2 separate regions of the Homo sapiens genome follow, and region 1 is linked to region 2. Evidence: read pairs that join two places in POLR2A ChIA-PET (ENCODE). Cell type or tissue: PC-9. All regions are shown on one strand. Links, peaks and the distances in the headings refer to the core of each region. The heading gives the core; the rest is flanking DNA.

Region 1 (4,408 bases), core at 153-4,152, 130 kb before region 2:
AAGCTGCCTCTTCTTCTTTTTTTTTTTTCTTTCTTTTCTTTGAGACAGAGTCTTGCTCTGTCACCCAGGCTGGAGTGCAATGGCGCCATCTCGGCTCACTGCAACCTCCGCCTCCCGGGTTCAAGTGATTCTCCTGCCTCAGTCTCCCCAGTAGCTGAGACTACAGGCGCCCACCACCATGCCCGGCTAATTTTTGTATTTTTACAAAAATATTGACCATTCTTCCCTCTGTAGAGGCGGGGTTTCACCATATTGGCCAGGCTGGTCTTGAATTCCTGACCTTGTGATCTGCCCGCCTCGGCCTCCCAAAGTGCTGGGATTATAAGCGTGAGACACCGTGCCCAGCCATCTAAGCTTCCTCTTTTCATAAGAGGAGAAATAGTTGTGCCTATTCCCTCTTTGTCCAAATTCTGCCCATCATCTGAAACCTATTTACAGTCTCAAATGTTTAGGAAAGAGCTTTCTGAACACTATGGTCATTATGGTCATTAATAATCTTGTCTTAACCTCAGCGTTCAAATACAACACCTTGCCCGGAGATATATGATTCTGAAAATGGAAACTTCTACGTGAGCTACAAGGATTTTTGAAAATAGTAGGATAGTCAGAGTTTGGAAAGGCGACGAGAAGAAATATAACCTATTATGCAGACGTATGTCACAAGTCTGGGTACAACCCAGGAGTGAAGATGGAGTGCCAGAGGAATGGTGGGGACCACCCCCTTAGGCTGGAGAAACCCAGCGAGATTGGAGATTTTGACAGGTTGTGGGTTTTGATCTTTCTTTTCTTTGTCCCTTTCTTTCTTTTCTTTTCCTTTCTTTCTTTCTTTCTTTCTTTCTTTCTTTCTTTCTTTCTTTCTTTCTTTCTTTCTTTCTCTCTCTCTCTCTCTCTCTTTCTTTCTTTCTTTCTTTCTTTCTTTCTTTCTCCCTCCCTCCCTTCCTTTCCTTCCTTCCTTCCTTCCTTCCTTCCTTCCTTCCTTCCTTCCTTCCTTCCTTCCTTCCTTCTTAGATTTTGACAGATTGTGGATTTTGATTCCTTCCTTCCTTCCTTCCTTCCTTCCTTCCTTCCTTCCTTTCTTCCTTCCTTCCTTCCTTCTTAGATTTTGACAGATTGTGGATTTTGATTCCTTCCTTCCTTCCTTCCTTCCTTCCTTCCTTCCTTCCTTCCTTCCTTCCTTCCTTCCTTCCTTCCTTCCTTAACAGTTTTGCTCTGTCACTCAGGCTGGAGTGCAGTGATGCTAACAGAGTTCACTGTGACCTCAAACCCCTGGGTTCGCTGCTTCAGCCTCCTGAGTAGCTAGAAATGCAAGAGGCCACCACCATGCCTGGCTATTTTTTTTCTGGCTTTTTTTTTTTTTCTTTTTTTTTTTTGTAGGCACCAGGCCTTACTATGTTGTCTAGGCTGGTCTCAAACTCCTGGCTTCAAGTGATCCTCCCACCGCAACCTCCCAAAGTGCCGGGATTACAGGCATGAGCCACCGTGCCTGGCCTTGACTTTTATCGTGAATAAAGCTGTTAAAAATAAAATATTAGAAAAGTCACAAATAATAATTCAAAGTTTCAGGAAGAATTAAACCATATTTAGGTAGTATCTATAATTGATTAAAAGAGAAAAGCAGAGCCAGGAAAACTAGTGGAGAATCTATCATAGCAATCCAAGTATGGAGTAATGAGTTCTTGGAATGTGGTGTTAGTGGGGAGAATGAAAAAAAGAAAAAACAACTGTGTTGATTCACAAAGCACTTGAAGGAAGACAGGACAGTATGGAGCTTGATGAGTCATAGGTTAAAGTCAAGATGACTGGGAAACAGTGACTCACATCCACTTAGGTTGATCAACTCTATGCGCTTCTTTAAAGTGTTTTTCTCTTAGTGGGTTACCAACAAGTGAGGAGCTTTGTACCGTGATGCCCTGTTAACTTTGCTTCTTACTCTGAAATGTGATTGTCTTTTATAATGAGAATGGTGACTTTATTAATTTTTGTGATGTCACCATCCTTGTTGTCCAGGTATACAAGCATACTTTTGAGGGTTGACTTATAGGCAATCATGGATTACTTGATTCTGTTTTTTTCCAGCCCTTACTACTCTTCCCTGACTATTCACTGAGGGGGAAGAAAATAGTAGAAGGAGATTATGGGGTTTCATGCAATAAGGGATTTCATATATTTTCAGATGTTTAGTTACATAAGGTATACGCTCTGTGTTCACAATTCCTAACTGGGGAAAGTAAGGACTTTACTTAGACTTAGGCCACCTCCCACTCTTCCCCAGTCATACGTAATTAATTCTCTTTAATTATTTCCTTTGATTATTTCTTTATTACACATTTTTTTCTTAGTTTGATGCATAATTGCAGTTACTATCATTAAGTTTTGAGTCCTCGGGGAGATTATTTACACCTGGAAGCCAGACTTTTAGGGCGGCTTCTCAAAATTTTTTGGAAAGAGATGGAGAAAAGGAAGGAAGAGAAAGAGAAAAATAACTTGTATGTAGGGAGATGCAGGTATGTGTATATATATATACATATACATAAATACACACACTTATACATGTGGTCAAAGAGAAAACTTGACTAATTATTATGAATTACACATAGTTAACACACTACAATGTGTGTGCACGCACACACACACAGATGTGTGCAGATGCAGACATCAGGAGGTCTGCATCAGGAGATGCATCAGGAGATGCAGATATGCATCAGGAGATGCAGGTATGTGTATATATATATACATACATATATACATATACATAAATACACACACATATACATGTGGTCAAAGAGAAAAGAAAACTTGACTAATTATTATGAATTACACATAGTTAACACACTACAATGTGTGTGCACACACACGCACACACACGCACACACACAGGGCGCCTGTCTGGTAAAAGACTGAGAAATTATCTATTATGAATGTTTTATTTTTAAAGTGTATGCATATATCTATGGTATTGACAATGTTAGAGAAATGACAGTCTTTTTGTTGCCTTTTGCTAGTTCTGGACATAAGAAGTTTCCTCCTTGAGCAACATAGTGTTGTTTTATCAGAAATGAAGCTGATAGTGAAGTGATAAATCATTTTCTGTGGAACTGATGCTTCAGCCAAGAGAAAATGACAATGAGGTAGAGCTGAGTTGTTGGGGTGAGTGAACTATAGCATATTCCTAAAGCACTACAGCTACCCAGTTCTATTTATTTGTGAGTACAGTTGGTCCTTGGCATCTAAGGGGAATCCATTCTAGAATCCCTGTGGATACCCAAATCTTGAATGCTCAAGTCCCTTAAATAAAATGGGATAAAATGGGGTCGTATTTGCAAATAACCTACACACATCCTCTTATATACTTTAACTTGCCTCTAGATTACTTATAATACCTAACACAATGCAAATGCTGTGCAAATGTTAGTTCTAAAACTTATATATGTATATTTAATACTTTGATCTGCAGTTGTTTGAATCCTCAAATGCAGAATGCAGGTATGGAAGGACAGTTATATTCATGATACAGCTCCATATTTTCTGTGTATATAGATACCATTTGATGTGGCACAGTTTGTCTCTTTTATGGACTCTATTTTGTATTATCTTGCTTACTGTTAAATAATTTAAGGCAGAATCATGTTTTATTCGTTTTGAAGTTCTGAGCAGTGATTAGCTCAATCTCTAGACTGTAGCAGCTATTTTTATATATTAAGTAAACAGAGTTAAATGAACCATGCTGTATAAATTAAATTTTATATGAAGTATATACATTCAATATGTGTCCTATCAAAAGTTTGCATGTTTTCTGTTTCTTTTCTTCTTTTCATTGTTTTTGATCAACAGGTACTGGATACATTTCTCCAACACTGAGATCAGTGTTAGAAATTTTGAAAATTGACTGAAAAAATATTAAAAAACTCACCAAAACATGGCACCCACTCTCAAAGAAATAACTTTCTTTTCTTTTCTTTTTTAAATTATACTTTAAATTGTGGGATACATGTGCAGAATGTGCAGGTTTTTTACATAGGTATGTGTGTGGTCTGCTGCACCTATCAACCTATCATCTAGGTTTTAAGCCCTGCATGCCTTAGCTATTTGTCCTGATGCTCTCCCTCCCCTCACTGCTGCCCACTGGTGTGTGTTGTTCCCCTCTCTGTGTCCATCTATTTTCATTGTTCAACTCCCACTTGAGAGTGAGAACATGAGCTATTTGGTTTTCTCTTCCTGTGTTAGTTTGCTGAAGATGATGTCTTCCAGCTTCATTCATGTCCCTGCAAAGGACATGATCTCATGCCTTTTTATGGCTGCATAGTAATCCATGGTGTATATGTGTCGCATTTATTTTATCCAGTCTATCATTGATGGGCATTTGGGTTGGTTCCAAGTCTTTGCTATTGTAAATAGTGCTGCAATAAAT
Region 2 (4,408 bases), core at 175-4,174:
AAATTATTTTTTCATTTTTACAGTGTATCAACTGTATCCATTTTCCTCACCTGGATAGTCAATGTTATCTGAGCAGTTCAAGGAGTAACCAAGGCAACCTTATGTAATAACTTTCCATTCTTTATCCATACAAACTCTTTCAGTGCCCTAGATTCTAATGTTATAAACGTCAAACATCACTGCCCAACATAAATAAGACTCGAGACTTATTAACATAAATAAGTATCTTGCCTTCTTGAATGCTAGTTAAATGCTTAGATTTACCTAACTGCCTAATGAATCAGGTTATTTGTTAATAAGATTATTTTTCAAATTATTTAAGACCTTTATGCCCCTTCCAATTACTTGTGATTTGTAGGCCTGTAGGATTGTTGCATCTAATCTGACTGGCAACAGAAAATGTCATCAAATACTATAATATCCATTTTGTTTTCTTTTGCACTAATACAACAGAACATATCATTTTTGTTTTAAACAATGGTTAATATATTAATAGGGTTTGTTCCACACTTACTATTTATAGTTTTTATAATCAAGCATTGGGTATTAAAAGAGAATCCTTTCAACCCTTCATCTTCGTATGCTTATACAATAAATTGCAGTGAGTGTTTTCTTTGTGCTTGGATTGATACTAGACACCTCAAGAAAGTCACATAACCCTCAAGAAGTTTCAACCCAGGGAATAAGTTTGGCACCTCCCATGAGAAAACAGTTTCAACGGTGAACCTGCCAGTATTTACTTCCTTATTTAAGATTGCTTTTAGAGTTTGTTTAAAATAGAAGAAGTTGTGGAGAGGGGATACTATTGTAATGCAGCCCTAACATGGAGGGTGGGTGTTGCAAAAACTGTCATTGGTGACTAAATCTTCTACATACATTGCAAAATTCTCAGTGGACAATGACTGCCCCTTTTAAAACACTGTAACTCAAAATATCATATTTATGACCAAATTTTTATGAAGACAATAGACAATCTGGAAATGAAATAAAGCCGCAGCGGAGCCCCACCTGGAAAGCAATGTCTCTATGCAAACAGAATCTGCACCACCTATTCTTCACCAAGCTGTCATAATAGCATGACACTTTCCACTAGAGCCTCAGCTATAACACTTAAGCAGCTAGATGTCAAGTTAAGTAGCTTCCTGCCTTCTGACTGAACTGTGGCTAGTAGTTCTGCTTCCATTGTTTGTTTGTTTGTCTGCTTATGCCCTCAATTCCTTACCACATTCCATTTAGTGCTCACTGAAAAGGAAGCATTAATTTAGTTGTGAGGTGACCATGAAGAAATCATTTCAGATAACCATCCTTTGACACATTACCAACATGGGGTATAGATATATGTGTTAAAGACAAAGTATAGCTCTGCAATTAGGTGTTCACTTCCAGGCAGGTCTTTGTGTGAGGTTTAGTTGAGAATGTAATTATTAGGAAAATGGTGAAAAGCAAATTCAAACAAATTCTAAGTTTAGCTTGAAAAATGGAAAAGGTTCTTAAGTTCTGTCTGATGCATAAAGGGGTAGAAGCAAAGGAATTATGCTCCAAAGCCAAGAAAGAGGGTGTACAAAAGCAGCTGATCCACTTGACATAGTTCATAGCCTTTTGCAAAGGAATAAAAGCCTGTTGAGCAGGGAACCAAAAGATCTCATTATAGGATGAAGCCAAGCCATATTAAAGCTTGTGCACTAGTAACTATGTCTAAAAACAGCCTGCTGTTTTATATTGAACCAATACATTTCTTAACTTGGTAGGTTGCAGTGTAAAGATGTACAGAGCCTGTCTGCTGGATGCTATGCCAATTACAGATGTGGCAGAGTGGTGTCAAACACCTACAAACAGTTAGATCGCAAGCAATCTTAGAGTGAAACAAAAGAAGTTTTAAAATGTCACCTCAAAACCTAGTTAATCGTGTGTGTTTGACTTTTAGAGTCTTGAAATCACCTTTATTATATAATTTCATGTGGACGTCATATGCTCCCTCAATCAGAATGCACAATTCTTTCAAGGACATGAATAGTGCCTGAGAGATAAGGAGAATATCTTTTAAAAGTAACATCTTTAGATGACAAGGTGTCTCTGATCAGCTCTGCAGAAACTGTGTTTTATTGGTGCTGAGGTGAAGGAGGAGTAAAATACTCATGAATACATATTATATTAGATTTTGTTAGATCATCAAAAAGAATAATTGGGCATATTTACACAATTACATTTTAGTAAACTGTTATGCCAGCCTAACTATAATACATATTCTGGTAAAAGTACATTAAATCGCAATCCAAAAGCAATTTAGCAGCTGAGGACATTATTTTTTATCTAATTATTCACAAATTAATGAATAAAATTAAATTCCAATCACTGAAGAAAATGAAGCAATGGTGAGAATCAGAAGTACAGATTAGTTAAAGCAAAGATATGCAATGCATAACAGAATTAAAGCATTTCTTTTATTCAAACTCAGTGCTTAAAAAAGAACAAATCCATCATCTTGAAATTTGACTTGTAGCTTGACATTAAAAATAATATGAGTAGAATTTTCAGTGGGGTAAGCACAAAACTAGTTCAAGTTGTGTCACTCTCAATTACTGTACTCAGGTGGTGTACCCATTAAAATTCCCACTTGTGGGTTCCGCTCGCTATGCAAATGGGGTCATTACCCGGAGAATTTAATTGGTTATGACACTGGGAGTAGGACTTTTCCTTTCAAAATAAACCTACTTACACACATTTTTGCTAGAAATTTGATTGTTATATGTAGTTTGCATTGTTTTGCTCTATAAATATTTACAACAATTAGACTGCCCTTACTTATTTTTTACAAATAATTAAAAATGGGTCCAAATTAATCTGATATGGTTTATTTGTCTGTAAGACTAGTTAAAATGAATCTTTTGTAAGTCATATTGCTTATCAAAACATTATTTTAAAAAGCCTTTGTATCTTCCCAACCATACATCAGATGTGGGTACATTTCCAGCAATGTTTTTCATCATTTAATAGTAACATTTTCTCTTTTATAATAGTTCTAAATATTTAATTTGAAAGGTTTCTTCTATTTTTCTCCTTTTTTGTCACTTTAAAAAATACGCAGCTAAAGAGTTAACCTACCCTTAGATTATATATAAAACATATAATATGTAATATTGCTGAGGAGCCATGTCTATAACATTTCCAAGGTCTTTATATTCACTGATAGCACTGGATGGGGTCGTTATGTTGTCAGAGTCAGTCCTAGAGATGCTTCCACTGTTAGCCATGAGACTACTAAATTTAAAGCAAAAAAACACCAAATTGGTGTGAAAAGCACAGGGCTCCATACAATTTTAATTTATTGTGGCGACTTCAACTAGAGAACGCTGTTTATTAGCCACCTATCAAAAATCTTGATAATGGCCTGAATTGACAAGGAACACTGAAATTACAGTGTGGTTTAATGGATATGATATTAAAATGAACATCCAAGAATTGAGTTCCTGGACACTGACTCTAAGAGCAGTTCCCAGAGTGAACATAAAGTAGGAACAGAGTTGCTGTAAGTATTAATGGGATAATCTCAGGGAAGCACTAACAGTTTCTTGAAAGAGACGGGTTACACAGTCTAAATTTTTATTACTACATCAAGCTGTACAACAAGCCAAGGTTTTATCACTAGTTTATCTGGACCTGAAGGGAATATGTTTCCTTTAATGTAAAAAGGAAATCAGAGAGAAATAATTCCAAGGATATAGAAAAGGAAATACTATAAATTTATAACTGGACCATTGGGCAGGATTTTTAACATCTGTAACTGTGGGGAATTTCCCATAGAATATCAAATATGGATCCAAGTCTCTGACATTCATTTTTCTATGATATTTCTAATTGTGCCCAGAGGATAAGAAAGAGTTGGCGCATCCAATAAATATAATCATTTACATGCACGGAGCTCCCTTTGAAGTTAATAGGACCTATGGAAAGGGGAGTTATGCACCACAAAAACGAAGTTCAACGTGAATCTAGTTCTTTTTTTTAACATGCAGTGGTATTGCCAATGCATTTGGATTTTCTTGCTGCTTATCTTTCCTTTGTGTGTGATGTTTAAGTTGGAGTTGAGGGAAGTGCTCCATGTGTAGAGGAAAGATAGCCCAAAAAAGAGGATGTGGTGATTGGCAGCTTACACTCAGGGACAGCTTTAGGAGATAGCAAAAGTGATAGGGCTGACATTTGTAGAGCTTGTTTAACTTTTCAGAAGAAAACCGTATCCGTTTTCTCATTTGATCTTCACAAAACTGTGATTCTTCTAGGATAGACGTTTTAACTTCCATTTTACAGAGGAAAAAACTGGGACAGATTGCTTAAGTTTACTTTTTAAAGTAACATTGTTAGTTACCAATAGACCTAGGAAACCTAATTTCTATTTCTGGATCTTTCCATT

The links. ChIA-PET counts read pairs that join two places held together with the same protein. Peaks named below come from ENCODE experiments on the same cell type or tissue, not always from the same donor. Only the 100,000 strongest peaks of a DNase experiment are listed, where the experiment ranks them.
Region 1: POLR2A ChIA-PET joins it to region 2 with 5 read pairs; 3 of 35 experiments call an interaction of 5 or more read pairs at or near these places.

Annotation. Positions count from the first base shown.
Region 1 is chr7:114,888,046-114,892,453 of GRCh38, forward strand. No RefSeq gene overlaps it. Among named protein-coding and RNA genes, the nearest start is that of MDFIC, 32 kb to the right of the region's middle. In PC-9, for the core only: no CTCF peak of the experiment used is centred there; a DNase peak (open chromatin) is centred at 1,786.
Region 2 is chr7:115,019,308-115,023,715 of GRCh38, forward strand. MDFIC (MyoD family inhibitor domain containing) reads left to right here. Exons shown (of 5, transcript NM_001166345.3): 5 at 1-610. Among named protein-coding and RNA genes, the nearest start is that of LINC01393, 57 kb to the right of the region's middle. In PC-9, for the core only: no CTCF peak of the experiment used is centred there; no DNase peak of the experiment used is centred there.